Linked DNA regions of Homo sapiens: regions 2 and 3 are each linked to region 1. A link is a loop called in an ENCODE intact Hi-C map of the cell type or tissue named here. Cell type or tissue: A673. All regions are shown on one strand. Links, peaks and the distances in the headings refer to the core of each region. The heading gives the core; the rest is flanking DNA. Region 1 overlaps CDH12 (cadherin 12). Region 2 overlaps CDH12 (cadherin 12). Region 3 holds the start of LOC105374682 (a long non-coding RNA gene).

Region 1 (11,147 bases), core at 2,130-10,129:
TGTGCTTTGTTTTCAGTTTTGAAATGCAGAAAAAAATGATATCTGAATTCTGGATCAAATTAAATATGTTGCATTCTCCAGGAAGATATATACTGGCATATGCTATATGTTGGATACAGATGACCATATCATTGGTCTAATAGAGTATCTCAAATAATATAGTTATTTCTAGTATCAATGGAAAATTCTGAGGATAGCCTCAGTAAATTCTACATAAAAAGTGGCCACATTTGAATAATTGTAGATAGTAAGTGTTCTAAGCAAAATTTTCACATCACCTCAACCGTAAGCCACAAAAGAGAAAGTCAGTAGATTCTTACATTGTCCAACAGTAGTAAGACATTAAAATAAGCTGTCTTTCAGATTTCTGAAATAACCTTAACAACAACAGTGGGACAAGTCAACATCATTTCACCAGTGTAAGTTTTGAGACTTACTAGAACTTAGACAGGACTGAAGATAAGTGCAAAGCTAGTAATTTATTTATTTATTTATTTATTTATGTATTCATGTATTTATTTATTGAGATGCAGTTTGGCTCTTGTTGCCCAGGCTGGAGTACAATGGCACAATCTCAGTTCACTGCAACCTCCGCCTCCTGAGTGGAGGCGATTCTCCTGCCTCAGCCTCCCAAGTAGCTGGGATTACAGGTTCCCGCCACCACTCCCAGCTAATTTTTGTATTTTTAGTAGAGACAGGGTTTTGCCGTGTTGGCCAAGCTGGTCTCAAACTCCTGACCTCGGCCTCGGCCTTCGAAAGTGCTGGGATTACAGGCGTGAACCACCGTGCCCGGCCACAGCTAGTAATTTAAACACATCATCTTCACCTTTATTCATTCTTACTACCTTGCTGTTTCTCTCACAATTCAACAGGGAAAAAAGTGCATGGTTGCTATAATTATAACTACTTTTAGTTTTTCTATTTCCAAGTTTGAGTCAGCAATTGCATTAGTGGTGTTGTTACAGTTTGAGCACTGATGACTTCAAGTGGAAAAACTAAATTAGTACCTAGAGGAAGGAGACAGTTTAGTAATTCTTCTCTGACAATCCACAGCTCTTAATTTTCTCCACTATGAAGACAGTATGCATCCAATATAACATAAGTGCTAGTAGTATATCTGCATGTTCCAATAATTTACCCTATGTCTTCAATTTGCAAAAGAGAAATTTTGATTTATTCCTGTCAATGGCGATTTTAAAAAACGGATCTAAAGTCCAACCCAAGACTGTGAGAAATGCTTTCATAGAAAACAAAAACATTGTAATGGTTAAAAATTATACCAAGATCCATATGAGTTACCTATCCCTCTTTGAAGCACACCCAAAACTTATTAAAAATAATAGAATTATCAAGTTTTAATTGAAGATTTATAGGCATGGATATGCTAGAAAGACTGCTGTATTTTCTCTGGAATCACTGCGGGAATCAGAAACAATCCAGCTCATAGAAGACATGGGGAGCATAAAGAAACATAACAGATACCCTGAGGTATTTGAAGGGTTGGAAGGAACATTATACTATTTAGTTTTGCTTTGAGAAACAAAGCAAGGTATACTAGGAAAACATAGAGAAAACTAGCTGAGATGTGGTAGGGATGGAGTTGTAAATATGGGAAAGATCTCAGGTCAGTGTAATTAAAAACTAACATTTACAAGGGTTCAATAAAAGTTAATTATATATTTGTAATTGTATACACACACACCCACACACGAGAGACAGGGTAACTTGTTCATGTGTTTATACAAATGTTGGAGATTGCTTCTCAAAATCTTTTTTAAAAGATTTTTGCATTGAATAGAAATTTGAATTTGATTACTTGGAATGTCCTTTCTAATCTCAAAATTTCTTAATTCACATAACGTAACTTAGCTGTATTATTATTCACCACCATTATAGTATAGATAGGAAGTTAAAACTTTATTGCATTAAAACAACAAGAAAAATATTAAAGTGGCAATGTTGAAATTATAAAACACAGTCTTTGCTTAAATATGTGTTTAAATTGACCTATTGGAGAGTGTGTACGTGGGTGCGTGCTCCTCTCTCCTTCTCTCCATATATAGATATAGATATAGATATAGATATAGATATAGATATAGATACACATACACACATCTTTCTTTTTATTCTTGTATTTATTACTAGCCTGATTCAACTTAAAAAGAGGAGTATGATGTAGACAAGATATTGGAGAGATAATTATCAACCTTGTATTGGCAGAGAGAAAGGTAATATTATCCTGATAGAGAAATCCAAGCAATCTTTTCTATATCTTAGTCTCTCGGGAAGCCCATAAGTGGATCTTTAAAAAAGAAAAATAAGGGAATAGGGTGAATTGCAGGTAACTGTTCTGCATGCAAAGAAAGATTTATTTTTTCTAGTAAACCATATTTCTGTCTACATATGTATGTCTGTATGAGCCTTGTAGATGATATTATTCAATTTGAATTATGTTCGTATCATCTACCTTTACCTGAGCACTTTCTTGCAAGAGAGAATTGACCTTGTGTATAATCAAGAATTCTTGACTACATATTATGAGAAAGTTCAGAGGCCAGCATATTTATTGCATGTTCAATAATCTTTTTTGGTAAGCAGATGTAGGTTTGATGACCCATAATTCAGCGTTTTTGTAAAGGAAATAATTTTAGCCATTAAGAAGCAAGGCTCATCTGAATTTATTCTAAATGAGATTTCTCATTTTTTCCTAACAGTCCTCTTGTAGCAAACACTTATTCACTGGTTCTTAGATGCTTTTTTATATGATCCTGTACTCTGAAATTCTATGATAATCTTTTATAAATATGTTCCTGTGTATAAAGAGAGAAATAAACAAATACATTCTTCTAAAGAGTTTTCAGTTTGAGGATTATATTTACACTAGTATTTGTGTAAGCTATTTCAGAACTATGGGCAAATGACACCAAATGTAGTAAATCAGTGGTTACTCAGGGAGTGGAAATCACAGAGACGTTTCTACCTTATTTGACAAAGCTGTCAATGTTGGACACCCCCATGGTAAAAGAAGTTACTATAACCAGTCAAGCAGGTATTCATTGTATGAAAAGATGTGTGGATTTTTATGTTAAGAAACAATTTGAAGCTTTGACAGTGAGTTAGCCAGTTTGAGGCAATGCAAAGAAATGGACATGTTAAAATTAGCCGATGACAAAGGAGGGGAAGGCCAGCAGTTTAACACAGAAAAACGTTTTGAACAGTCTTCCATGTCTCTCCTGATGGCCCCAAGGTTTCTGAGATAGACTTTGTTCATTTTCAAGTCAGTAGAATGCACAAATAGACAGAACTTCAGTTCATACTGCATGGAAGGAAATTTGTAGTGTCAGATTCTTCCCCATCATATCTAAGAGAGAAAAAGGCATGAGAACAGAAAGGATTGTCTTTCTTTTTCATCTGATCATTGGACTGACTCCAGTAAACGTTGCTGTGACTCACAGAAGTTGCTTTCATGAATTCAAAAAGGAGTTATACAGATGGGATGGTAATGGTCTCTAACATTTGACTCAAGCCCTATATAGTTTGGGTTAGAAAGAATAGAGCAACCATCAGTAGCAAATAAAGGAAGACAGAAAAAAATTGTTTTAAAAGGAACTAAGTCAAATTCAAAAAAAGAACAAATCTACTTCCTTGTAGGAATAAGCTAAACAGATTAGTTTCAGGACCAGATGGAGAAGATGCAGGACCATCCTTGCTAAACATATCTTGACACTATGACAAGTATATAGATAAGGCTAAGCATAAATACATTGACCTCATTTATGATTTTAAGGCTTAAAAAAATTTAGGATCATGCCACTCATAGCCATATAATTCTGTGCTTCTAATATGTGGGGCAACATCATGACTTGTGTCTTTTTTATTTCTTTTATTTATCCTCACATTTCCTAAGAACAAAGTCCTCAACAAATGCATTGATCAATCTTATGTCCCTCAAGGACAGAGACAGAAGAGAGATGACAATTTTAATGCTTTAGAGGAAAAGGTTTTTCTGTATGTAACTGCTTCCTAAAATGTGAGCAGCAGATGTAGAATTAAGAAAAAATCTGTGGTTTCCAAGCATCTGCTGCAGAGGAGGTTTTCTTTTACTGAAGCAGATTTGACTATCTAAACATTCATGATTCTTCTTTCTTTGCCTCACTACTATTCCTGTTTCACTCAGTTACTTTCCTAAATGTTTTTGGGTTGTTGAAGGTTCAGAAAAATGAAATAAAATTGTGGGAGTGAATGCAGTGAACAACCTCAATTTTGTGACAACAGCATCCTAAGATGTTACGTTGTTTCTCTGAATAGTTTCTTAAGCCAAGTCACAAAATGGCTATATTGGCTTTGAAGATTATTATTATTATTATTATCATACTTTAAGTTCTGGGGTACATGTGCAGAATGTGCAGGTTACATAGGTATACATGTGCCATGGTGGTTTGCTGCACCCATCAACCCATCATATACATTAGGTATTTATCCTAATGCTTTCCCTCCCCTGGCCCCCACACCCTGACAGGCCCCGGTGTGTGATGTTCCCTCTCCCTTTGTCCATGGATTCTCATTGTTCAACTCCCACTTATCAGTGAGAGCATGCATTGTTTGGTTTTCTATTCTTGTGTTAGTTTGCTGAGAATGATGTTCCAGAGTCATTCAAAGTAACTTACATTCATCTGAGGCTTCTGATAGAGCCAAGATATCTGACTTTATAGGCAAGCCACTTTTTTCTGTCCAAGTCCTTCCATTTATTGTAATTGGTAAAGTGTTTTACATTACATGTCTGCTCACATGATGTCTCATCAAGGTTGGGGTATCTGTCTGCTTTGCTTTATTCATGGATGTATCCCAATTTTCTGAAACAGTACCTGGGCATTGTTGGTCTCTATAAATATTTGTTGTAGCAACGAATAAATTAGAGACTGAATGGGTGAATGAATGAATGTCTTTTATCTCTATCCATAATTATAGGTTTAAAATAATATATGTCCTAATATTACTAAAAATGAAATAAGAAACAAAGTAAAATGAGTAATTTATATTCATTATTTTCTCATTTATTTCTTACAAAATAGGCATGAAGATATTTTTCTTAATATTATCACTGGAAACATCAAGAGAGTGGTAGCTATAGAAATTTTTTCTTTTCTTAAATATTTGAAGGGAGGTCATTTAGCATCACTGACATTAGAACTCTGTCAAACTCTGACAATGAGAAGGTCTGTCAATGCTGAATCCTCATGCGGCAGGCTTATCATGATCTTTAAATAGTAACTACAATATTAATTAATTTTTTAATGCATCTAAATGATTCTTCACAGATATTGTTGACTTTTAGATTTAATAAATTATGTATTTATCAGTCCGTTTCTCCGGGAATCAAGTCTATCTACAGCTGCTCTTACAAAGAGATTGGTGACATCTAATGGTCAGAATAAATACTGCACGTGGCTAGGGGTTGGCCTGCGAAAATGACAGACTGTGCAAAGGAAATAACGTTTTTGAGAGAAAGGAAGAAGAATTTGCATGAAAGAAGTGGAGGGTGAATAGGCAGCTTATGAAATAATGGCATTTCATAAGTGGAATTGAAACGTTAACATGTTGGGTTTTGTGTCCGATAAAAACATGTTTAAATTTCCTAAAGAGTAAAGGAAAAAAAAATAGGGTTACAACTAAATTATCTATTTGAATCTTTGAGTTTTGGTACATAATATTTTATAATACAATAAAATAAGTAAATTTGATCAAATATTTCTGCATAAGCAATAACAAGAGAGAACTGAATGAGGAAAATGGCTCAGTTGTGTAAAACATTGTTATTTTGTAAATGAAAGCCACTTAAAATAAAATCATCCCTACATTTGAAATTAAATGAGCTTTGACTAGACAACAGCATTTTTTAAAATTTGTAAATACTTTGAGACATTGCAGTTATTATCAGTCCATCTGTATTTATATCAGTTATCATATTGGTTTAATGGTATTTTAGTCAAATTTGACATTTAAAAGGAGCAATCAAGTGAAATTTGCATTACTTGTAGGCAACAAGTTGAAAATTTTACTTTTCAAGCATCTAATTTAGATGTGTCTCTGTCAATATGACTTTGTAAAACTGAAAAGTATATAGAATATACATTAGAGATATTGATAATAAGGAAATAACAAGAATTAAATTTATACAATTTTAATTTGAGTAATTATGCATTTCCCATCTGAATTTAGATATATGACAATATGATGGTATAATTTATACCAAAAATGTTTTCAAATGATATCATTCTGTGTTCCTGCCCAAAACTCAACTTGAATTATAATCTCCATAATCACCATGTGTCAAGAGTGGGACCAAGTGGAGGTAATTGAATCATGGGGGAAGTTTACCCCATGCTGTTCTTGTGATAATGAGTGAGTCTCAGAGAGCTGATGGTTTTGTAGTCCTCGGCCATTTCCTCTGCTTGCACTTCTCCTTCCTGGCACCTTGTGAAGAAGGTGCCTTGCTTCCCCTTCGCCTTCTGCCATGATTGTAAATTTCCTGAGGACTCCCCAACTGTGCTGAACTGTGAGTCAATTAAACCTTTTTCCTTTATAAATTACCCAGCCTCGGGTATGTCTTTATTAGCAGCATGAGAATGGACCAATACAAATGCTTTGCTGAAAAAAAAAGGATTTTTAGACAAAAATATGCTTTGGAATAGAAGAACCTAATTGTAACATCTGAATAGGAATTATCTTACTGAGAAATTGAAATTATTTTAATTACAACACACACTTAAATGCATATTGGAAACTGGATAAAATAAACTGGATTTTCAGTGTGCTGTGATTAATAATAAAGTAACACTATAAAATACTAATTTTATAAGCATTTTTAAGGAACAGTGAAACATGTGAAAAATCTTTTAAAAATAGCAGTGTATCAGCATATATATATTATTAGCAATACATACTTACTTTCATACTATATAGAAAAATGTATCTTAAAGATATAAAAGGGGCAGTTTTAACAAAAAGGTAACATTGTGACTTTAATGTGAAGCTAAAAAGTTTATGTGTTAAAGATTTGATTTATCTTAATATAGAAGAGGGAACCAGTAAGATGTTACAACTGATATAAAAGAGAAAGCAAAGATGCATACATTTATATGCAGTAAAGCAGTGTTCAAATGAATTTGAAAATCAAGTCTTTCCACAGGGAAATAATCAAGAGTATTCTACCAACCATAAATAATTTGCATTTCTATGGACAAGAAATATTTGCATTACTATCTATTTTCTGTAAATTTATTTGTATTTTTACAGTTTTTTTAAATAGCCTAACCAGACAGTTCCACATCCCATAGGGTGCTTCAGCGTTTCATTGAAAGGACGTTCAGCACTCTATTTTACCTATTCTCAAAACTAATTTTTTCTTACAGAGAACACTTGTTAGTTTCATCACATAGAAAATAAAGATACACTAGACTCGATGATTTTCTCTCCATGTCTAGTGCTGAAAGTAATTGCACTTTACAGGCATAAAGGTAAACATGAATGAAAACTCCCTGAGGAGCTAAGAATGTAACAGAAACATCTTGAAATTGTCAAAGGAAGATTAGTTAATTTTAACTGGTAATTTTTATATAATGACTTCAGAGCTGCAGTAGCTTGCAAATAAAACTGTAGTAACTTTGACTAGACAGTAGAATCATTCAAGATGCCCCGTCCACACCCTAAACATGACATCCCAGTTCTGGGCATGGGGCACAGACATTGGGAGTTTTTGAGGCTCCCAGGGGATTCCCATATGCGGCCAGGTCAGAGCCCATTGGTGCCACGTGCCAGCTCTTGTCTTTGTCTCCCCATGTCCCTCAAGCCAAATGAAAGGCTTTGGGAAGCTTAGGAAAGATGACTGGTATATTGAGGAGCTTGAAGTTCAGAGAGTTCAGTACTTAAACCACACCTGAAAAATGTTAAAGGTGAGAGGACCAGAAAAGGGGGCCTAGAGAGGGAGAGGAGGGAAAGGTGTAGCAGAAGGCAGCTCTATGACCACTAACTGCAAGATAAAGGCACTGCCACTGCCTAAGAGCCAGGTGCTAGTCTTCTAAAATGGAGCTGTCCATCAGCTGTTTTCAAGAGATTTTATTTACTAAGAATGTCCACAGATAGAGAGCCTACGTGAGTGAAACTCATTAAAGCAAATGCTAACAAAATGAAGCCTTGCCTGGCCCAGAGAATGAGACAAAATGCCTAGTGGGGTATCTCCTAGGAGCCTGCTGAGAGACGCATTCCTTGGACTCTGTGTTAGTTGCATCGGACAGCATCAATTAAAATTACGATTATATGCTCCCGTCAAACTTGGCCTTTTTTCTTCAATCCACCAGCCACTCCAGGCCACTCCAGGCCCAAGTTTGGAGGGACTGGAAGCAGATGTCACTTACTAGGGGAGGAGAAAGGGTGTTTGGTGGAGTGAGGAAGACTGCAGAAGTAAATCGTGTTCTTCCTCCTTTCCCAAAGCTGGCTTCCAATAGGCCTAATCTGCCAAGAAAAAAAAAAATGGAAAAAATGAAAATGAAGTTTTGACAATGGGAAACTTTGGAATTCCACAAATAAGATTCATTTGATCTGCTGAAATATTAATGCAAAGACAAGAAAAATGTTTCACTGGAGCTTATTTGAAGACCCTGGAGTAGAAACAAGTAAAAGTTTCCCATAATTTTGACCTTTCTGAGTCCAACTCATTCAATAAACATGAAACTTACCTTAAGTTCCTAATTACCAGATACTATAACACTAATTGCCAAGTTTATGGGAGACAAAGATAGTTTTATGTATGTGGCTATATGGCTTGTCTATCTAAATTCCTTGAAGATAGAATACTTACATAGCTGTAATTATTATTATTGGTGTGTTGTTGTAGGCATTATTATTATAATTGTCTTAGGGCCCAGTATCACTCAAGCCTGGTACTTATAGATGTTCAAAAATATGTACTGAATAGGTGGAGAAATAAGAAAATATGGAAACATGAATCAGATCCATTGGCACATTGCTTTTTTATTATGAAGCAGTATGACACATACTTTGTTGTTTATATATTTTTGCTAATTAAAAGTATGAAGGCCTTGTTTTCTACCCCTCCCTCTAGGTCTTTTATTTTTTTTCCTTTCCTAACCCTTATATTGTTCACTTCTTTTAATACATGAACACACACACACACACACACACACACACACACACACACAGCACAAATGATCAGAAACTGGTGTACCCAAGGCTTAGCGGATGGAGCGTAACTTGTCTTTCTTCCTCCTGCTGTTTTCTTGAGCATGACCTCCCTCCATACCCTACACCATTACTCATTTTCCCCATCCCAAGTAAGGGGTGTGCCCCTCCACTGGTTGGTAGGCTTGGTATTCTGGGGAGGAGAAATAACAGCAGGGTTTGTGACCCAGTCTATCACTGCTGATGGAAAAGCTGTCTAAATCTGGCATTTCAAACTCAAAACCCTTACTATCTGCATGTATAATCTACACTCTCCAGTACCAATCTTATCAGAAATGAATGTACTAATGTGATCTCCAAGTGCCTTACACTTATTCCTATTATTAACTTGCCCCATAGTTAGGTCATTGTGTTCCTTTTTAAATTCTTATATTTATCTTTACCTTCCTTCTTATCTAATGGGTCAAACCTTGCAGTTCGCTTCCTGAATTTTTTTGTTTGTTTTCTCATGCTTTCCTTCTTCTCTACATACTACTAAAAAACCATTAGTTGTTATTCTGCTACATATAATTTCTCAATTTTAATGTAAATATAACCTTTGATGCCAGCCCCTACTAATGTCTAGCCTGTTGTTCAACCTGTGCTATAAAATAATAAGATCGGAATTATACTTTCAGAAGACAGATTCTAATTATGTTACTTTTTGCTGAAAATCTCTCAGGACTACTGGTTGCTTTTAGGAAAAACAATAACTTTTCAGGTCCTTCCCAGGCTGAATTAACCTTCGTTTCTAGGTTTCTGCCTTGGTTCATTCTCTCTACACTGGCTAATCCTAGCCCAGCAAGGCACAATCTGTCTTGCCTCATCTCTCACATTCTGTCTGCATTTGTCAGTCTTTGTCGAACTAATCATATAGTTCAAATATATCATACTTTTTAAACAAATACTCATTTCAACCACACATCCAACTTGGCATTTCATGTGATGATTAATTTCATGTCAGAACTTTGCTAAGTTACCTAGTTATTTAAACACTAATTGAGGTGTTACTGTGAAGATATTTTACAGATATAGTTAACATCCATTATCAGTTGACTTTAAGTAAAGGAGATTTTCTTCAATAATGTGGGTGGCTTTATCCAATCAGTTCAAGTTATAAGGGCAAAAATAGAGGTTTCCTGACAAGAAAGAAAATTGGCCTGAAAACTGCAGAATCAACTCCTGCCTGAGTTTTCAGCCTCCTGGCTTACCCTATAGATTTCAGACTTGCCAGTGTCATAATCACATGAGCCAATTCAATAAAATCTCTCTCCCATCTCTCTCTCTTTGTATGGGTATGTATATATGTATATATACACTGTATGTATGTGTGTATATATGTGTATAAAATACAGGATACATATGACTTGTAGATATATTTCTGTAAAAACCATGTTTGATACAATCAGTTCTTCTCTGTGTTCCTGAAAATTGTTGCCTGCTCCTCAGTTAAATCATCTATTATTCCTGCCTAAATTTTGTCACTCTCTTGACTTTCACCCTTATTGGATATAAACTATTTAATATCCTCTCACAGTGCTTTGCATGTAGAAGATGAATAGCAAATATTCCATTGAAGAGAAAAGCAAAAGGATTCAGTCATTCCGTCTCAGGTTTTTCACGTCAAAAGCCCCTTTCAGTGTGGATTTCTTATAAAGTATTGATAGTGTCTATGCCATCTTAGGAGACTGAAAATGAAAGCAATAATGCCTTAGTGTATGTTGAGGACTTACTCTGTTTGACAGAGTTTGTAGTCCTTTCTGGCATCAAAAGGACCAATATGAAACACTGAGAATCTATACTTTCAAAGTATGAAACAGGGCTGGGTGTGGTGTGTCACACCTGTAAACCCAGCATTTTGGGAGACTGAGGCAGGAAGGTCACTTGGGCCCAGGAGTTTGAGACCAGTC
Region 2 (11,147 bases), core at 2,057-10,056, 100 kb after region 1:
ATCCATCCAGATCCCAACTCAATGTCCCATCTGCTGCTGGCTCTAATTGGCTTGGACGTGGGTGGGGTGGCCAAGGGGAGAAGTCTTAATTTTGCATATGGATTGATGTGCTAGTTAATATGATTTATTGGAAATGTCTAACTTCCAAATCTATGTTTTTAGAATTAAAGTGAACATAGGATTATTATTTAATAGTGAGAAGAAACATCATTTACTCACCATTGTCTTCATCCAAGAAAAGACAAAGCATACCCCGACAGAAGAAAGTCTAAAGGAAGAGTGAGAGACAAATAAAAAAAAAAGTTTGTATCATATCTTACATGTTATGATTATTCAAACTGTGAGTCACACTGATGTAGGATCCTTTGAAGGTTGGGGAAGCTGAGCAATCTCCTGTGCAACATCATTTTTTTTTCTTTTTCTGTGAACTACAAGGCAAGGTCACCAACTGAGAAAGGAAGTAGTAAAGGGAGTACTTAAGCAGATATTTAAGGACAGTAGATCAGTTCAAAATAGAAGTCACAGAGAATGGTAGTCAGTTACCTTTGCAAATCTGTGTGCTTTTTAAGCAATTTTGAAGGGGCATTCAAAGTTAATGATCATAATTTATAGTAATATCTAGTTGCTTCTCTATGGTTTTCCTCAGTAAACCATCCCTCCTCCTTTAGAAGGAAGATAATTATCATCATCAAGAGTTAGGGTTTGCCAAATTGCAGCAACAAAAGTACATGGCCAAGCTATATAGGCTATAGGTTAATATACTAGAGGTGCTTCTGACATTAGAGATGATAGGTCCCAGTGGGAGTTATTGAACAAACAAACTGGTAAGACAGGAAACTATGATCATATCACCTTTGTCATATGGTTACTTCTGTTTGGAATGTTTTCTATTAGCTGACCTCACAGAACCCAATGGTATTGTCTCAGCTCGGATTCTCAGTTTAAACATTGAATAGAATTGTGTAACTTTCCTTTAGAGCGCTGGTGTTTTTTTCTGCTATTTTACTTTTTTGTGTGATTGTTTAATTGACTTCTCTCCCACTAGACCATAAATGCCATCAAGAAAAACACTTGTCTTTTTGTTTATGTGTTTTTCCTTGTCATTCCATGAAGGAGACCACTAAAAACTGTAGTTGAATCAAATATCAATAATCTGAGATACCGGAAAATTAAGCAATTAATCTACTATGCAAAGATAATTTTTGAAAGACAATTTAATATCGAGCCTTAAATTTTTCTATTGCGTTTAGCTGCTCAGAACTAGAAAAAAGTTTACAGGAATAAATTTCTCATTGTTCAGAGACAAGAAATATTGCTATTGTTACAGAAAATTTATAAATCTTAATTCATTAATATGACGGATATTGTGTGCATGGCAATTCTTATTCATGTATATGGTTAGTTAAAATCGAGAATGGGCAAATATAACATCTCAAAAGCGAAGTAATTTAACCAATAAAGTGAAGCTCTAGTGCCAAATACTTGACACTTAAAAACTATGCCCATCCTAGCCTCATCCTGGGAATGAGCAGCAGTGGATGTTTCTGTTATTACTGAGAGATTCCATTCACTGTATGTTTAGTATGCTTGACTAAAATCCAGCTTGAACCCAGCTTTGTTATCAGGATAGTTCTTTCTTATGGACAACATTTCTATTACTTTAATTTGGGCATATTGAAAATACAGCCTCAGGCTTTTAAGGAAATAGAGGGCATAAAATGTTCTTCCACCACCAAAACATTTTTTTTCTTCCTGAATCCTCCAATTTTAAAGATATGGGAAAATATTTTAATTAAAATTAAAACGACTTTTTAGAACTCTTTTAAGATCTGTCTTTCTTTCATCTCCACACCTCTATAGACAGTTTCCTATTGGCTATTGCCATTCTGATAGGAAAAATTATAATACATATAGACTATACAAATATTATATACAAATATTATAATATACAAATATTATAAAAGTTAACTAGTAATAAATAATACTGAATGAGTTTCATGCACTTTTGTATAAGTGACTTTCAAAAACAAATCTATAAAGTAGATATTGTTATACTAATTTTACAGATCAGGAAAAGAGAGATATTTTAAACGATCAGGAAAAGAGGGATGTTTAAAATATTTTGCCCAGGGTCACAGAGCTACAGGTACACAATTTCTATAAAGTTTCTTTTTACTCACACAATATGTTGTTTACTTGTATTTCCTTTTCGTGTTGTTTAAGTAAGGTGAAATAATTTTGTGTGATACATATTTAAGAAATTTAAAAAAATAAAATATTGATACAACAAAATTTTATTTCTAAGCCATTAGAAGGTAAATCACTCACACACACAAAAAGTATGCAGGATCATTTGAACAATCTAATGTTTGAATTCAATTACTGAATCAATAGTTCAGTGCTATATTTATTTTTTGAAGTTTAAATTGAAATGTAATATTTCAAATCATAGTCTATTTAGTTGGAATCAAGTGTATGTTTTTGAGTTTTTAAAAATGTTTAACATTTTCATCAATTTGAAATAATTTGTTCTTAAGCCCTCCAATATTTCTAGTGTTCTTGTATTATTAAATATGAATTATATTCACATTAGTTACTTGTATTTAGGTAACTTATTTGCAGTTAAACATTGACTTCCTTTTTTTTAAGTAACTTTAGAATTATTGTTACATAAAGATAAAATAAAATGTATTTCAAAAGTGAGTTTGTAATGGATTATTTTATCTTCTTTTTAACTTGCTATTGGTGTCATTGAATGTTGTGGTATTTTTAAAGTCATTCATTCACTTAATATATTTGTTCAGGTCCTATAATCTTTATTTTTAAGTAAAGATCTTCATTTATATTTTGTCAAGTAAATATATTTATTTTGGTGTTTTCATCAGTATCTGGAAATTTCCTGCAATAAACAAAAAAAGGAAGGTAAATATATTTTACATCCTTTTTTTTTAAAGTAGCAATGCATGTCCCCTACCTGTCCCCACTCTCCCCGCCCGACACACAGTTTAAGTCCTAATCAGTATCTTTTCAAATGACATAGTTACTGAGAGGATACTTAGCTTATAACTACCTGATTTTTTTCTACTCTTGGAACTAACAGGGAATATTATATTTAAGAATATGATCATTATAATTAGTTCACTGCATGCAATTTCCTCCTTTTCTATGGGAAAATGAAGATTTTGGCTAAGCACAATAGGTATATTTGATGAATTGTAAATATATATTTTTATTGACTGTGGACAATCTCTTGTCACCTGTTTTATTTCTCAATTTGTGTGGTACAGGTAGTGCCATTAAGATGTTTCATATGCATCAAAAGTAGGACGCCTGGAAGACGGTGGCGGTGTAATTACACAGTACATCATGAACAATCCAACTTTGGCATAGCTGAAGATTACTTCACAGTTTTGAATTAATCTGAATGACCTCAGCTTTATTGCTGTTGAGATTCCAGACATGATAAAATGTCAAGTCATTGGAAATAAACCGACAGAACCTAAACAATCTGACATGACAAATGCATAGTTTCTCTGACTTGTTCCATATTCTGCAGACTTTATTACCAGCTGTAATATTTTATTAAGAAACACTTATCTTAATGAACGTGTCTTCCACCTTACTAAAATGTATGTCTGCTGTGTAAAGAGTAGAAAATCTATTGCTCTGTATATTTGCATTTCACATGCACTAAAACTTAACACACACAAAAAGTAATCATTGCTTTACTTTTATCTTAATTTTGAAGGGGTGCATGTTAGTGGAATGCTAGTAAATCAATCATTATTGGACAATGCTATTATTTCAATTTATCACAATTTTTCAATGCCATTAGATAAAAATGGAATTTGTTGGCACTCTCTATGCTGACAACTTAAAACAAAACACCCTATTTAACTTAAATTGATAGAATACTACAAAGAATAGCTTTCTTTACATTTATTGTGACTAGCCCCATAAAATGTTCTTTTATAGAACATAAAGTTCGTATCTCAGCATATTATTGTCTTGGAAAGGGGGCTCTTTCATCTGCAGTTTGAATTATCTGATGCCCTTTGGATTACCTTTCAATGCTTTAATTTTTTTTCCCCCATATTGGAGGATCTCAACTCTGGCTAAACTCTTCACCTTCACTAACCATAATCCATTAGAGAGGACTCCAGGCTCTATCATTTTCATCGATGTGTAATTTCCTTTACTTTTGCTTTTAACCATCCAAATGTAAATGTAAAGCTAACTCATAAACCTAATATGTAACTTCAACTGGCTCTCATTGAATGGATTGGATGGAATAAACAGAAATGTCCCCAGCTCTTTAAGTGAGATGCACATGTGTTCCTAAATTTCTCATACTACTCCGCTCCTTATGACTCTCACTGTTTCACCCTTACCACTCCCACTGCTGGCCACATTTGAAGTTTGAAATCCACTATACTTGACGGCTCTCTGTCTCTCTGAACACTTGTTCAGTTATTTCCTTGATAATGTTTACCCCTAAGTTTCCTACTAAATGTCCTAATCAAGAAGGATTTCTAGTACACTATTCAACATCGACTTCCATTTCTCTCTTTTATTAGAAAAAAAATTTAGACTTTTTCTAACACTCATTTATGAGCCACGAGTTTGGACTATGACCAATCGTACCGTGAATTCAAAGCTTTTGATGTTCCTCAGATACTTCATCACAGTCACACAACAAGAGGCAAAAGATACAAACACAGTTTCTGATAAATCGTATTTCCATTTAACGGGCATTTTAGAAGAAAAAAAGGAAAATGAAAAATTACACGTTCTGTGCCTTGTCCTTTTTCTTTGGAATTTGTCCTTAAGTTTAGTACAACTGTAATAACTTTGTCACATGCTTTCTTGCCTCATTAAACAGAAGTTCAGGGACCCTTATATTTCCTAATATCTCAGGAGTGCCTCACTAGGATCATGGTTTAATTTATCTATTAAGAAATATTTATGATCTAAAGAAAGTAGTTCCAAAAGCCATGATAGATTCTGCTTATGTAATTAAGGCTATTTGAAATCAGATAGATTCCTCCTGAATATCTGGCTTTATCCTTCTGGTAGAAAATAGGAATGCAATGTAACCCATTCTTTTGTTTTTCTTCTTTGATTTGATTGCCTCAAATTCAATCACTGCTTTAAGTTCAGCAAACATTAAGCATCCCTAAATGACAGCTACTATGTTAAGTGCTTAGGAAATAAAAATAAAACAATAATCCTACCCTATGAGAAATTACTACTTTGATCAATTAATGTGACTTTCCTTAACTGAGATTCCTTCATAATATCTATGTAACATTTTAGCATTGTGACTTGGAAGGAGTTTTTTGTTGTTGTTGTTAGGTCTATAATGTTTATTTTTTTATTTATTTAAACTTTTAAGTGCATTTTTGAGAAAGATTCCTCATACCCTCTTTGAAAGTATGAATTAACTAAGCTAATTATTTAAATATAACTCTTGTGGACCACTGTAAAGTATCATTTTGTCTTATATGTAAAATAAACAAACTTTAGTTGAGTATTTAGCTCTCTTGAGACCAAATCACATATATGTTCCATGGAGATAATATGTTGGATTTAAATACGGCTGATCTGCATATTCAAGATAAATGGTAGATACCATTTTCTGGGGGAAGGAGGGAAGAAGGGAGATTTAACTGCTTCCCATGCTAATGAAATTACCAAGTTTTGAAACTGATTGTGAAAGAACTACAGGACCTCAAAAAATAATGGGAAATCAAAAAGAAAATATCTGGCAGAATCTCTACAAGATGTGATTGATTTTTTTCTCACACCTTCTTGGAGAAAATAACTGTAATATTGTAACATGATTTTTTAATGAACTTCCCTATGCAACAGACATTTATAGTAACTTCTTAATTTATTTTCCACAAATGTGTAACTAAAATTCTAAAACGAATGAATCACCATGGTTGATTTACCCATGGGAAAGAGCCATTCTAAATCCGGTAAGAGAAACTGAAAGTGGAACTCCAGTATCAAAATGGAAACTTTAGATTTTGGTGTTTAGTTTTGTTTCTTAATTTTTATTTTCTCTCATTTCCTTTCCTCATTTGAATTTGAACAGACTGTTGTTAAACTCATTAATATTTGCTTTAATGAAATGTCAGTAAAAGAGCATGCACTATATCTTTCTTGTGTGTCAAACTTTGAAAAATTCTACAAAACCTTAAAATAATGTCTATGTTTTTATTTTTTTGTAGAGTATTACAATTTTCCATGATTCTGAAATGTTTTATCTAAGTTTTGCTGATTCAGTATAAATTTCATAGTAATATAAACGCTCCACCTGGTGGTAAAAATAAGCATTTTACTTTTTTTTCTTTCTTAATGCTATTAAAAAACTTCGGGAGACAGAACTTTATGATTTAAAATATCAGTAAAAGTATATAGAAAGGTGACAAGTTAAAATTCACTAAATATAAGCTGAATCTTAGTCTATAATATACTATATTTCAATCTATCATCGACTAGAATTTTGATTATACAAATTATTTTACAGGTTATTTTTAGTTTAATGATGTATACTTATTGAAGTCATTAGTTTTAGGAAATATAACCTCAACTTTCTATATCTATATATCTATCACCTATCTATCTATCTATCATCTATCTATCATCTATCTATGTATCTATAACTTTTTATCTATGTCTTGCAACCTGTATTATTAGTACCAATTAATTTCATGAATAGTCCCACCCTCCCATTTGATATGTGGTACACTTTTATGCCATATAAGTGTGTAAAACAAGTCCTGCTAATAATTTTACTTTAGCATTCTCTACTATTTATAATGCCCAGTTAAAATTCTAGAGCAGCACATATTGAAGAGAAAAGTGAAGTTATTACTCCTAATCATAATCCTTAACTTGACAGCAAATTGCCTTTTCAATTTGCACTATAATGTTCTAAATGTGATTTACTTTCAGTGGACTCTATTTTTCAAGCCTTGTAATCTTACTATATCTCTTACTAACCCCACTGTCAATTCAAATTTTATATGTCTTATCAGGCATCTTCCACTTGAAAGTTCCTGAGTCTTCCCCTATTGGTTCAGCTATTGGAAGAATAAGAGCTGTGGATCCTGATTTTGGACAAAATGCAGAAATTGAATACAATATTGTTCCAGGAGATGGGGGAAATTTGTTTGACATCGTCACAGATGAGGATACACAAGAGGGAGTCATCAAATTGAAAAAGGTATATAGACAAATGTTGGGACAGTTGACTACTAAATAATAATTAAAGAAGATAAAAAATAAATATTGAAAATGACAAGTAATTTTAATTTTCCTTCAATTAGCAATAGAGTTGACCCTTGAACCATGTGAGAGTTGGGGTACTGATACTCCGTGCCGTCAAAAATCTGCATGTATCTTTTGGATCTTACAAAATTTCCGTACTAATAGCTTACTCTTGACCAGAAGCTTTACCAATCACATAAACATTTGACACATAGTTTGTATCTTATATATAGTATATACTCTATTCTTTTTTTTTTTTTTTTTTTTTTTTTTTTTGAGATGGAGTTGCACTCTGTTACCCAGGCTGGAGTGCAGTGGTGAGATGTCAGCTCACTGCAAACTCTGCATCCCAGTTTCAAGGGATTCTCCTGCCTCAAACTCCTGAGTAGCTGGGATTACAGATGTGCACCACCACGCCCGGCTAGTTTTTGTATTTTTAGTAGAGAAGGGATTTCACCATGTTGGTCAGGCTGGTCTCAAACTCCTGACCTCGTGATCCACCTGCCTCGGCCTCCCAAAGTGCTGGGGTTATAGGCGTAAGCCACCACACCCAGCCGTATATACTGTATTCTTACAATAAAGTAAGCTAGAGAGGAGAAAATGTTATTAAGAAAATCATAAGCAAAAGGAAATGTATTTACTATTTGTTAAGCACTAGTGGATCATCATAAAGGTCTTCATCCTCATCATCTTCACATTGAGTAGGCTGAGGAGAAGGAGGAAGAGGAGGGGCTGGTATTGCTGTGTCAGGGATGGCAGAGGCAGAGGAAAATCCACATATAAGTGGCCCTGCACAGTCCAAACCCATGTTGCTCAGGAGTCAACTGTATTTTAAATTGAAAACAAAAAAGACCTAGTGATGCTGAGTATTTACTTCTATAGGTGCTATTATTCTGTGATTCAACTATTATATATTTTATGTTGAACAATTAGGCCTGATAATTTGATGACATCATTTAAAAAAGATTCTTACAGAGTTTAATTGTAACCTAATTTTTTATTGCTATAAATATAGACAAAAGATTAATTTAAAAACAAGATTGAGAAGTAACTCTAACCCCATCAGTCTTGATATTGAGCCTTTTTATGGTTCTTCTGAAGATATAAATATCTAATTCACCACAATGTTGGTTGATATCACAGTGGAAGCATACTGATGCGTGTAAGCTCTAAACACCTGAGAACTAGAAGAAATGTGAAAGGCCAGTAATGGACGTGAGAGAGCTTTAAGGAAGAAAGTGAAAAAGAATTACCAAGAAACCGAGAGAGAGAGAAAGACAGACTGCGCTGGGAAGCTGTTTAGTAATGACATATGGATTAGAGCCAAAGAGGATTGCTGAGGGCAAAGTTAGTTGAAATATTAGGAAGAAATTATTATTTACAGTGTCTGTAGTTTTGTCTTTTGTTGGGTGGTGACATGAAGGAGTCTGTTAATGTGAGAAAGAAAAATTATAATGGCATTTAAGGTGTGCACATTTTTTCCATAATAGTGAGGCAAATTATAGGAATTTCCAATAGCAAAGTAAAGGCAGAAAAGTGAAGCTCATTTAGTTCAGCCATTTCCTCCCCTTCTACAAAACACACTCCATTTTGAAGAATTTTGAAGAATATACTCCAAACTGCAGTATACAATACTCATTTACTCATTGTAATTATTTTAACCAGAATAAATACTTTGCATTTAGTTCCATTAATCAGTCTGCCCCTCCCATATTTGCTCAGGAATTCTGAATTTTAACAAGGAAGCAATATATATGGTAATGAAAATACTCTTAAAAAGAAACACATTTTTCAAATAGATTATCATATTTTTATTTCTACTATTGTGCAAAAATTACGCTTAGTCTAGAAATTAATTTAACCCACATGATCCCACTCTATTAAATTAAGCATTTATGTTAAATTTGCAAAGTACAGTTAGAAAAATATGTCAAATTCTTATCAACTTTACTCCTTCATTGTTATTTAGTTTGTTTTTCTCTTTTTCTTTTAGTCCCAAATCAATGTAAAGTCTTCTCACTTAATTTTTTCCCTAAGAAGGTCTCCAACAAAGAAATCACATTTAAATGGGTTACAATCATCTATTCAAATGGAACAAATAAAAATCATTAATAATATAAAAAATATTTTAAATTAAGAAGTCATAATATTTAAATATAAAATTAAGTATACTTCCAAAGTAAAATTAAGGTACGAAAGATTCAATTCTAGATATACTTTATATATATTTATGTTTATATACTTATTTATATTTAATTATTGTAACTTACTTTATATTCACACACATAGTTTTATGTTTATGTTTTCATTTTTATTTACACATATTTACCACCTATACCAATAAGTAATCAATGTCTAGGTGTCAATCTAGAAAAATGTATGTCATTCTTATTTATTTTTAAAACAGTTGAAAAAGGCGTGGTTTAATAATAGTCCTTTATCTTATTATATCAAAACATATTAATCTTTGAAAGTAATCATTCAGTTATGTAAGTTCAACTATCATGAAAGCAATAAGAACATATCTGCCTTTTTCATTATGAAACATCTACAGAGAATGAGTCATGTTATTTATTTTTTGTATTTATTGTGTTTATTTAGAATTTTTATTCTTCTTAACTGGATTAAAATTGAGATATGCAAAATTATATAATACTTTTATTAAAATAGATTTAGATAGGGTAGATAATCTTGAAAGTATATCTGCAAATAAAACACACACACACACACACACACACACACACACACACACACACACTCATTTCTCCTGTGGTGGATGAATCATTGTTGTCCATTTTACTGGCCTGAAATTCATTATCTAAGTAAAGCTCAATGTCCATAACTTTCACTACTTCATTCAACAGGTATTTTGGAAGCAGCCACTGTTTTCCAGACTCCACTATGGAGATAGGGCAGTGAACTCAACAAACACACTGCCTGCACTCATACTCAGCTTCCATTCAACTGAGGACGTCAGGAGATAAACAAACAAATTAGAAATCACTTTCAGCAGTGATGAATTCAAGCTAGAAAGACTTAAAGTAGGATGAAGGGGTAAAAGGCATGTGGAGGGTGGAGGGTATCTTACAGTGAGGTGAAAAATAAAAAAAGACTTCTGTATTAGAAGGGAATATGAGCAAAAACCTGACCATGTGGTATTTGGGTGATGTGAGTTCCTAAAAGTTTGAGCAGCAATTTCAAAATCTCTGAATTGGGAGTGTACTAGGCAAGAAGGCCAGTGGGGCTGGAATGAAGTGAAGGAAGAGGGCCTTGGCCAGAGATGACGGGCTCGCCAGGCAGAGCCTTGTAGACCAGGCAAAGATGTTGAATTATTAACAGATCGTGATATAGAGAGCCCATGTGAGTGTAGATCTAGATCACTTTTACTCTTTTATTTATTTTTATTTATTTATTTATTTTGATATGGAGTTTTGCTCTTGTTGCCCAGGCTGGAGTGCAATGGAGGGATCTCGGCTCACTGCAACCTCTGTCTCCCAGGTTCAAGCGATTCTCCTGCCTCAGCCTCCCAAGTAGTTGGGATTACAGGTGCCTGCCAACATGCCTGGCTAATTTTTTGTATTTTTAGTAGAGAAGGGGTTTCACCATGTTTGTCAGGCTGGTCTTGAACTCCTGACCTCAGGTGATCCACCTGCCTTGGCCTCCCAAAGTGCTGGGATTACAGGCATGAGCCACCACACCTGGCCTCGCCTTACCCTTGTAGACCCAAGTGACTCTGGTTGTCTTAAGAGAACAGTAACTAGGAAATAATGAAAGCAATAGCTCAGTTAAGAGACCATAGAAGTAAACCGGGAAACAGATAGAAATGTGGAACGTGATGGTACAGCAACAGAGATGGTGAGAGATTGTGA
Region 3 (11,147 bases), core at 1,119-9,118, 300 kb before region 1:
GTGTGTCATTGCAATCCTAGGCAGTGAACTACCCAAATCTCTGATATTTTTACCATTATTTTACCATTACTACAAAAACTGAAATCTATATATTTGATGTACAGAAGGTAGTAAAGGTGTTATTTCAGACTGCTCACCAACAGTCTGATATATGTTAAAACTCTGTATTACTGCAGAGAGTTTAAATTATTTTAATAAGGGAAATAAAGTCAGCAAGGCAGATAGCAGTCACCTATTCCTTATGATGTGGCAGCAAATTATTGACTTTTGCTGAGAGTGAAAAAGAGCAAGTTGACATGAGAGGAAACTGGGTATTACAGTCAGTATAACTGAGAGGAGAATGAAATATGGTATTCAGAGGTTAATAGAGTCACCATGAAATCCAAAGAAAAAGTTTGATTTCGTAAATAAGTAAATAATAAGAGGAAGATCCGTTTAGAGCCACTCTGTAACAATATGATCTTTATGATGTTATAGAAGGTATTTTCATCTTCATGCCTGTCAAATGCATTTAGAGGTTGAGAAAGCCCCATAATTTCTCGTAATTTATTGTCACCTGCGGTGTCATAGATGCTGAAGATAGGCTAGAGTAATATTTCCATACACATTATGGAGAAGCTAAGAACAAATGGACAATGATATATGTATGTCAAAAGGTAATTAAGCATTTCACAGCCATCATTGTTTGATTTGAAATGGCACCTTATTTCCCTATATAAAATTTTACTGAACTATTATCTGGATAGATACTAGGACATTAAGTTTAAAGTTGTCTTAAAATATGATTGAATGGGAAATGCTGTATACAATTTAAGAAACGGTTAGAAATATAAAGTAGGTGATTTTATTCCATCTTCGATGCGGTTTCTTTAGAAAATAGAAATCAGAATTAAAGGCATATAGATTGTTATTATGGACATAATCTGTTATTAATCATTTAATTGTGATTCTGTTTTATTAAAGAAGAAATGAGGAAGATGTGAGGGTTTTGTGCAACTTTATTGAGGTATAATTTATATACAGTAAACTGCACATATTTAACTTGCAAATTAGATGGGTTTTGACACATATATACACCTGTGAAGCCACCATCATAATCAAGACACTGAATATTTCCATTGTCCCAAGGGTTTTCTTGTGACCTCTGCAATTTCTCATTCCAACTTCATTCACCTCCAACCAGTTACCTGTTTTCTGTCATTACAGATAAATTTCCATATTTTTTAATTCTACAGAAATGTAATTATATATTAGTAATGTATTTGTTTCTGGCTTGTTTTATATCAGCATAATCATTTTGTGGTCCAGTTGTTAAGTGTACTAGTAGTTGCCTACTTTTAATTACCAAGAAGTATTCCATTCTATGAGTGTACCACAGTTTATTCACTCACCTGTTGACGGACTTTTTTTTCCCCAGTTTGGAGCCATTGTGACTAATCAGTCATTTGTGTCTAGTTGTTTGAATGGAAATATGCTTTTTTTTCTTTGGAGTGAATACTTCAGAGCGAGATGGCTGCATCACACGATAGGCATACGTTTAACTTTTTAAAAAACTACCACAATGTATTTTAGAGTGATTGCATCCTTTTATATTCCCATGAACAGTGTTTTAGGGTTATAGGTTTTTCACATCATTGTTGACACTTGACGTAATGAGAGTTTTTTTTCTTTTTGATTTTAACTATTCTAATAGGTATTTAGTGGTAGAAATAACTTGTTAAATAATTAAATATATAGTTAAATAGTTATGAATTAATAAGAAAATCTAAGTCAGAATTTTCATCATCTAAAATTTTTTAGTGAACAGGAAATTCATTTGATACTAGTTGTCCCATTAGTGCTTGCAGATCTTTCCACATTCCACTCTACCCTACCACTGCTTTTCTGACTCTCCAAAAGGGTAAACCTATCTACTCAGTAAGGAAATAAACATTTTTTTTCTATTGAGCAATATTATTCATTAATATTATTTTATATGTCCATTTGTTTAATGGCATTTTAAAATCATTGCTAAAAATGTGTTTTGTTTGGGTTTTATATGTATAACTCTAGTCATTACTAATTTTTAGTATCTTTTAGTGAATTCAATAGAAAGTGAGTTTAATATTCTTAAAGTTTTACATATTATTTATCTAATTTTACTTGAACTTCATAGTCATACCTCAAAGATACAAAATAGAATAAATCAGAGCTAACAAGAAAGGTCTAAAATGCAAAGCAATTATGTCTACAAAAGCCATTTCTTTTCTTTTAATTATGCACTCTGCTTTTTTGTTATTTTAAAATAATTGTCTACTAAATTGGAAATGTGCTTTTAAAAACACAAAATATGTTAATATTATGTGTCCATTCTTTAAGTATGCTCTCCAATTTTAAGATAATTCTCAATCATTTTAATTAAGTTACCTTTACATTAATTTTACTGATCAGGACAATAGAGAGGATGGCTAACATCCATTCTAGTTGCAATAAAATAACCATGACCTTTTAAAGAAACGTGTTATAATTATTTTAAAACATTTAAAGAATATTCCTGACCTTAGCAATTTTTTAATCTACTCCATTTACAATTTCACATCAATAATTTCTGGCTGATTTTTTAATTACTCGAACTATGAAATCAACACATCCTTGCTATAATGTTATTTATAGTATAAAATAAGTTGTTTGGGGCATGGAAGGGTGTGAGAAGGGAGAAAACATGTATTTGCAGACAATAATTCCTTCTTAATTGCTTGATTATTTCTGAATTAGGTAGAAAGAACATCACAAATTATTAGGCAAATAGATGCATTTTCATAACTGACTGAAATCCTAGAGATAATATAGTTTAATTTCCTCAAATTTTCCAATGAAATTATTAAATAGAAGCTTTTTAAATGGCTTCGGTTAGAAAACTACTCACTGCTAGAATTTTGACTATAGTCTAAGTTTTCTGATATCCAGTTTAGCTTTCTTTTTTTTCTAAAATTTCATCTTATCTTAAACTCATGAGTATATGTGCGTGAAACCGGAATCAAAAATAAAAATTTCTCTTGAAGGCTGGTGAGTTTAGTCATTCAGCCTCCATGATTTAGACATAAGCAGAAATATGTATAATACATGAGAATCTGTTAGCATTCAGCAAACCTCTGTGTGATAGTATTAGCTTGATGCTGCTGCTGCAAGATCAATTTGTTATTAGTTAGGTGGCTTGTTTATGTATATGTATTTATAGATCCATTTAAAATAATTAACAGTAATTTTTCAAGGTCTGTTCTGATAAACCATCACAAACAGTGGTAGGGAGGTAATAGCTGAATCTACATTGGTATACAGAAGCAAGATTCTATTTGTGTAAGAATCATAAGACTAATATTTGGGAAATATCTTCATATATCCCCAATTTAAATAATAATAGCCAAGATCAGGAAAAGTCTGTAGGAAATCTAAGGGTTGCTATTCCAGTATACATAAATCACAAGTTCCCTGTCAGCTCAGAGTAATTTTTTCTTCAATAAATCACAATCACAATTTACACTGTTTGGAACAAACCTAAGTAAATGAAGAAAGACTGACTTCTGTTTATATAGCCACTTAAGATCCTTTTTGACAACAAGATGACTCAGATAAACATATTTGTTCGACATAGTGGGGAGCAATAGGACTTACGTAAAAAGGAAGACATTAGGTTTTCCACTATCAAACACCAAAGGACAATCACTTGCTCTTTTTATTCCTCATCACTAACATATGAGAAAAATACTTATGGTAACCTATTTCACAAGATTCCCATAAGAATCAAATGAGAGAATAAGTTCTTGGCAAAGTTTAAATGTTGCATTAGTTTGCGTTATCATCATTTATTTCATTAAACTTCTTGAAAGAGTGTGGTCACAATGCTTCTCTGTAAAGTTATGGATGTGTCTGAGAATTTCAAAGAGCCATATGAAATGATAGGATTCATGTGACTTTTAAGAAACCTGTAGATAAAGCATGAACAAATCAGAGATAAACTTTAGCTCCCTAGTACATTTGAGCTTTGCTATTACATTATGCCACTTGGAGAACTAGGTTAGTAAAAATCATCATAATTTTGGTCTAATATATTTTTATGGCTGTTCTTGAGATATTCGTTTACTTAGAGTGGAGCTATTTTCTTGTTTTAAAAAAGCAATAATTATTATATTTGAGTGGGAGAGCAAATGAATTGCAGAAGGGATTTTTAAAAATTTGAAATTGAGTCATTTGTGCTAATGGAATTATATATTTGGAAGCTCTGGATGGAATCTATTTTTTAGCCTAAAGTTTTTTTTGTGAATTTTTTTTCTGCTAAATCATACATAACTTTTAATAGCAGAACTGTTACAATAGTTTATCAGTTATAAAATGGTTTTTAAAGATGTGAAAATGATTTTTGTTAATCATAAAATCTAGAAAATGTTCCCATTCTGTTGGAAGTAAGGGTTTTGATCAGTTTTAACATTTGGGAATTTCCAAATATTTGCTAATTTTATAGTTACAGTAACCTGACTTTTAGTGGTGGGTTTCTTCTGTACTGACTACGCAACATTGGTAAATTTGCTTAACTTCTCAGAGCCCTAACTTAATTAATTAAAAAATAAAATATTATAATGTCTGCTTAATAGAATTGGACTAAGGGGTTCATGGATAGCTATAGCTGAAGTGCATGCCAGTCACTTACTACATAGCAAGCATGTAATAGACAGTACCTGTTATTTTCATGTGACTACGGTCTCCCCTCACACCTCCAACAAAATGGTCTTATTTTGCTTTGTTCTTCATGTGTGTACTTTCACATAAAATCAATTAGTGTTCCAACATAGGTTAAAAAAACTACTGAAGAGTCATCATACTCTCTATAGAAACCATTCAGGGTTTTGAAAGACCTCTGGATTTTATGAGAACAGAAAGGCTGGTTATTTGGAAATGTCATCAGGGCAGTCTCATGGAGTTGGAGTTTCCAGATAGAACCCATCTACTATGGCACAAAGTTTCGTGTGCACCTGTTTTAGTTGGTGATGATGATTGTGGGTTGGCTGGCAGGGTTCAGGAAAATAAGCCCTGTCTTAACGTTTTAATAAGTTTTAAAAATAGTTCACGATTTAAGATCCTCAGAATGGGACTTAGACCAATACGAGAAACGGAGTGCTTTAATTGCATGACCAACTACACATTAGAGCCCTGGAATCTATCCCACTGTTATTTACAAGTATTGTGTTAAAGACTAGTTGGAACCCTCTCAGGAGAAATTAGCAGTTACATTTTCTTATTTTTACAATTTATGCTCAAGGTGCATTTACTTCGATGTAAGCAGCCTCTTTTCTACTATAACACTCTCATGCCAATCTAAAATTGGATAATGGGTTTCCTGCTTTACAGCAGCAAAAATTGTTCTCCCTCTCCTGAAGTGGTTGACTGGGTTTCTTCACATTCGGCTGTCACCCTCCACCAGCTGAGGGAGCAAGAGACCTCTGCATGGGAGGCTACAGCCCCATCTCCTGGGGCTTCTGCAGGGCCGTCTCCGTTTTCAGAGTAGGATGAGTACCTGCCTTAGTAACAGCAATTCAGTTACCCTGAAGTTTTACTTTGTCCAAAAAGTTTCACCAAGAGCTTGTATTTTAATGAGATACTTTAAAAATATATTTGGGAATGTATAAGGCAAACGGATTCTCTATTATTTATACTTAGTGCATTCGCCTACTGAAATTTGAGGGTTTTCTAAGATATATATAAATATCACAATGTAAATATAGCTTCTCGCTCTTCCTCTCTCTCTTTCTCACACACACACGCAAGCACACGCACCCACACACACACGCACACACACATCAAAGAAATGCCATATGTCCCAAGTGAGACCCACTGGAAAAAAACAAAAGTGCTGAACATATCACTCAGGATCATTGTGAGAGGACAGTCGTCAGCTTTCTCTCTGGCAATGAGAATTTTCTCACCCTCAAGACATGCAAATTACTTTTTTCATCTGTTCTTTTTATGTTATTTGCATAATTTTATCCTGCAAAAGTGAGAGCTGTCAAAAATTAACCATTTGGGGCTTTGGCATTCAGTTATGTGACCTTTTCCAGAGAGTTAGATCTCTTCAGGGAACTAGGAACTTGATGAGGAAGTGCTGAGAAGGTGGTCAGTGGCAGAAAGAGCGGATGACGGATGGGGACCAGCAGGTTGGTAACGGCACATAGCTACGTTTAAAAAGTTGTTAGATATTTTCGATCCTCTCATATGCTTGCTTGTTTTTGTTTTAGGAAATCAGTATTTCAACAGATAATCAAAGAGATGATTCGGTTAGGTGTAGTGCTGTATTCTCCTACATTACTCTGGTTAAGGGTACAATGCAAACATTTTTTGCAAGTGTAATGCTAATTGAAAATGCCGTTTGGAAAACTACACAAGCAAGGCTGTGTTCATGCCGTGGTTTGAGTGCTTGTGTCTGTAGCAATCTGCCAAATATGCTTATTTAGTATGAATACTTCCTTTTTATAAATTCAGAGAGTTGCACTCTGGAGGGCTGTAATAAACCTTTAAATTCATTTTAGTTCGACAAAGGTTGAAGTATGTAGCAGGCGAGCGGCAGAGACAAGTGCAGCTATCTCTTTGATCACATCGCTTTAAACATTTTTCAGCTTTAAGCTTGTCTTACAAATCAGCTCTATCAGTCTATTAATTGCTTCACTGTACCTAATATCTTACACGAAGGCACCTTGAAAAACAGCAGGAGAAAGCACATTTGTTTAAGTCCTGCGATGGCTAGCACGGCAGCTAATCTCCTTGCAAATCATAATCATAGTTGTAGTTCATCCATTAGGCTGGAAAAGACAAGATTCCCAAGTGGCCTTGGTGCCTTTTCCAGTTCCCGGGAGACCCACCAACCCTCGGCGTGTGTTGCCTGCGCACCCGGAGCGTTCTTGCTAATCAGGTCAATGATTAACGCCTGGCTCCAGGGACCTGCCAAGAGTGTTAGGGAGCCTCCAAACGGAGCACGCTCACGGAGAATCTCCCGTTCAGAAACATCGCTTAGTCCTCATTTACTCACTGGGAACCTCGGAGGATTTCAGCTGATGTTTTTCTCTCCTTAGACAGTGAGGAGCTCAACATAACAGGGAAAAGGAGCACAGGATGCAGCTACTTGGAGGGTGTTGATTGAAAACTTCGATCTCCCCACCCCATTCACGGTTGATTTGACGGATTTCTCACCTCGTTCACAGAGAAAATTTCAATTAAGGTAAGTGCTGCTTTATCCGGGTGACTGCATGGCACTGAATTTCTGCATTGAAAGTTCTAACTGACTAAACTGACATTCTGCACTGCAGCAAGTGACTGTGTCAGGAAAAGCTTAATTTATAAGCAAGTTTCCTGGAGTGAAAACGGCGTTGGAGATAATGATATCTCAGGGCAATTTCTTCTGAAATACATTCATTCTGCCTTGTATCCAGAGAAAATAAAAGGGAACATGAAAAGATAGTTAATTTCTCATTTTACCTTTTTAATAATCTATTTGGAGGGTTGTGCATTGCCAAGGTAAATTGGTTTTGATTGAAGTGATTTGTTGATGTCATATAGTAAAATCTGAGTCTGAAAACTTCAAAGTTAAATCAGATGGAAAGAAAATTTGCAAATGCGAGTTGAGATTTTGTGCAGCTTTCTACATTAGCAATATTCCTGAGCTCCCTTTTGGTTTAAGGATTTAGGACTAAATCCCTGAATATTTTAATAGTATCCATTTGGAACTTAAAACTTAAATGTTATAGTTTCTGATGCAAGTATTAAGAAAAATGAAACTAGAAGACTTATTGTACCATTCATATAATTTATAGTACTTATTCAACAGAAGTGGATTTCTTTTATGACATGAATAAAAAAAGAAAGCAAAGGAAAATTAAGTGCTTTCTAAAATGCTTGTTTTTGAAAGAATTCTTCAATAAGAGATTACGTGTTTGTAAAAAAATCTTTTTTATGTTTTATTTCATTTTTATTATTAAGATATAATGAATTGAAGTGAAGCTTACATTTCCTATATCATTTAGGGCAATTATCCAGGTAATTCAGATTAAACCATTCCATATTAATTCTTTTTTACCCATTTTCTTGTAAGCTTGTTAAAAATATCTAGAAAGGTATTGTAAGCAACTTTTTTCCAAAGTTTAATTACCTGAACTTTTTCTTTTCTACCTTACTAAGCGCATGTAAATATAGCCTGATTGTTTTACTCCATATTATGATAAATTTTTATGTAATTAAGAGTAATTAAATAATTATATCACTATAATTATGTGATCTATCAGTCTGCAGGCTAAATACTGAAGAATAGCAATCACTTACCTTGATATTGTATGACATAAAAGTTTTCAAATAATGAAATAAACATTATTTAAAATATCACGTATAATACTGAAACAGGTTGATTTTTAACAATTAATTTCTATTGTTAAAGCAAAATGTAAATATCTAGCTGCTTTTGTATAAAGATTTATAATGGTATCTCAAGTGTGCTTTTCAGAGTGAGCACTCGTATTTCCTGAAGTGCTGACTTCCCTTTTCTTCTATGGATCTCTTGAGATGGGACATTTTATAAAGATGTCAGAACACTTTCTAATAATTGGCTATCATTCTGAAATTCTCTGGAGAGCTTTTCAGGCTGATGTCGATGTTAGTGCTTCTTCCAGAGGAGTAAACTATTTTCAAGGTTCCCAAAGGCTGATGTGTACTTGGCTACCAGTATGTTTGTAGCTAAAACCTGAAGACTTTTATCTACTTCTCTTGTTCTGAGACTTCTATCTCTTTTCCCTGGGGAGATGATTTCTCAATAGAATTAAAGATAATTGAGAGAAGAATGTGTTGACTACAGTGGCTGTCCCTGGGTCTTTGGCTTCTTATTTTTTTTTTTTTAAGCAACTTGATAAACAGAAAGAGGCAACATTAACCAAACAGGGACACACACTTGCTACTAGCGAACTTGCATGTCGCTGAAAACATCTCTATCCTTGTGCCAACTTCAGAATTGATGGTGGCATCAGACCCAATGAACTTTTTTGTTGGATGTATTGACCACTGAAGTGTCTGACCAGAGTACGTCCATTGAAGGTTGCGTTTACTCTCTAATGAAATATCTATGTTTAAAAATTGAGGGAATTGTAGTTCTCATTCAAAAAACAACAAATCCCCAATACACATGTTTACTTATATAACAAACAACCATACGTACCCCTGAACTTAAAATACAAATTTAATTTAAAAAATTAAAAATGCAATTGCTTAAAGGAGTTTTACCATTGTCATAGTTGTCTGAATTTGCAATATACTGATAAGAGGATAAAGAAAATCTTGGGTTCAACTGAAAATTAGTAACAGTTTATTTTACTTAGCATCTGCCTCCTTAATCTATATTGAATTCCATTTTTCATTTGATTGAGGGTAGTTTATTTCTTCTGTAAGATGGGAAAACATCTCATAGGATAACCTCACTTAGAGTAGGAAGTCTCAAAATTTAAATAAAATAATCTTTTAAAACTTTGCAAAACTTGCTTCAAGTTCTTCTATAACTTGCTCCTCAATAAGTAATATGTTCAATAAAAGACACTAGAGATAGGCAGTATCTAATCTAGCTCACATGCTTCCTCAACTCAGATAGCTGAGTTATAAACTTTTTATATATGAATAAATGATAAATATAAAAACATATGAAAGTTGAAATGTTAACATGGATGTTATTTGCCCTCATTTTCCAGAAGGAAAGCTGGAATCTGAGAGAGCATATGTAACTGGGCCAAGGGCACACAGTAATGAACCTATAACTCAAATTCAGATCTGGCTGTGTTTAAAACTCATACACTCTATACTATACCTTTTTGTTACCTCATATATGGTGACTGTTTCCAGCCCTTGACATGATACTCATGAATATTGTAAGACTATTTTTAAGATAGTACAGAGTAATCATATTACCTTCAGAACAGGTGAACTCTTGTTTACACAAAATAAGTGATTTTGTAAATTCCATCACCACCAGTATTGGAAACCAGCATGTACTTTGTTCTTTTAGTTTCTGAAAGAGGTTAGTGTGCAAGTCTTTGCTTCCAGCTAATTCTGATTACTACTGACAGAAAAAACACTCTACTGTAAGCAAAGTCTCTACTGAAATTTAGTATTTGTAACATATACATCTTTCCAAGAGAGGTTGACACACTCTCAGGATAAAATAAAATAAAATGTAGAGGTATAAATTCAGTGTTAATTGTATTGAAATGCGATTAAAAGGAAGTTAAGGGGAACTCACGTTAATAGTGAAAGATATTCACAATATTAGAAAAGGTAGAGAAACTAACTGTTGGAATTGAATGTTGGAAGTAGACTTCAGAAAAAACAGACTTACATATTCAGCAGCCTATTTGCTATGCTGACTTTACATAAACTTTCCCATATGTCCACAGAGGTTTAGTGTAGCTAATCATGTTGATATTGTGGTAATATTTTTCAATTAATATTTGATCTAATCCTGTGACAAGAAGGGAGGGATGTTATAAGATTAGAGGTGACCTGGAAAATTTAATATGATTAGCTGTCATATCCAAGGATGTGCTAAGATGGTAACTAGAAGTTAGGTTGTATGGTTATAAAATATGATAATTTATTGTGTTCCAACATGTTCCCAAATCTGGAAAGAGATGACATTGTACCAGATACTGTAAATAACAGGTTCCACAATGACTACAAATATGATCAAGGCATATATGTGTATAATCTCCAACAACCAACCAGCGTACTTTCAATTCTCTAGGTTGTTGGAAAACGGTTGGCTTATCCTAATTGTGTATAAGAATAACAGAAAACACAAAGTATATGTACACATTACCTCCTGTATTACTATTCCAAAAGAATGAATATGATCTATAAAGGACAATATTGTAGAAGAGCTTGTAATGGTAACAGTTCACAATGCATAGGTGTTTCCACCAAGAAAATATAACCATGTGTCTAGGCTCTACTGGCCGCAGTAGATTTGATGAGAAATGAATGTGCCAAGGTCTAAGACAGCCCTCTCTAGACTGGCCAATGACCACCATGTGGCCTTCCAGGAGAACCATGCCAATAAAAATGTTCTGTGTGAAATAACAAATATTTGACTTGGT

The links. A loop is a pair of places that touch in the nucleus more often than their neighbours do. Peaks named below come from ENCODE experiments on the same cell type or tissue, not always from the same donor. Only the 100,000 strongest peaks of a DNase experiment are listed, where the experiment ranks them.
Region 2: it touches region 1 in a loop (4-fold over the local background); 7 of 110 quality-filtered maps call a loop at or near these places.
Region 3: it touches region 1 in a loop (7-fold over the local background); 11 of 110 quality-filtered maps call a loop at or near these places.

The regions. Positions count from the first base shown.
Region 1 is chr5:21,913,894-21,925,040 of GRCh38, reverse strand. All of the region lies in intron 6 of CDH12 (cadherin 12), which reads left to right. Among named protein-coding and RNA genes, the nearest start is that of SNORA105A, 35 kb to the right of the region's middle. In A673, for the core only: a CTCF peak has its summit at 5,427 (motif pointing left); DNase peaks (open chromatin) are centred at 5,440 and 6,390; H3K27ac peaks cover 304 bases.
Region 2 is chr5:21,813,032-21,824,178 of GRCh38, reverse strand. It overlaps CDH12 (cadherin 12), which reads left to right. Exons shown (of 15, transcript NM_004061.5): 9 at 7,047-7,234. It overlaps LOC105374683 (a long non-coding RNA gene), which reads right to left and starts at 652. Exons shown (of 3, transcript XR_925846.3): 1 at 544-652; 2 at 220-268. RefSeq lists an enhancer at 1-443 and a silencer at 10,899-11,093. In A673, for the core only: a CTCF peak has its summit at 6,360 (motif pointing left); DNase peaks (open chromatin) are centred at 3,428, 5,648, 5,928 and 6,318; H3K4me3 peaks cover 1,142 bases; H3K27ac peaks cover 3,369 bases.
Region 3 is chr5:22,208,594-22,219,740 of GRCh38, reverse strand. It overlaps CDH12 (cadherin 12), which reads left to right. Exons shown (of 15, transcript NM_004061.5): 4 at 7,098-7,243. It overlaps LOC105374682 (a long non-coding RNA gene), which reads right to left and starts at 7,309. Exons shown (of 2, transcript XR_925845.4): 1 at 7,216-7,309; 2 at 5,136-6,827. In A673, for the core only: a CTCF peak has its summit at 5,445 (motif pointing right); a DNase peak (open chromatin) is centred at 5,460; H3K4me3 peaks cover 3,082 bases; H3K27ac peaks cover 1,601 bases.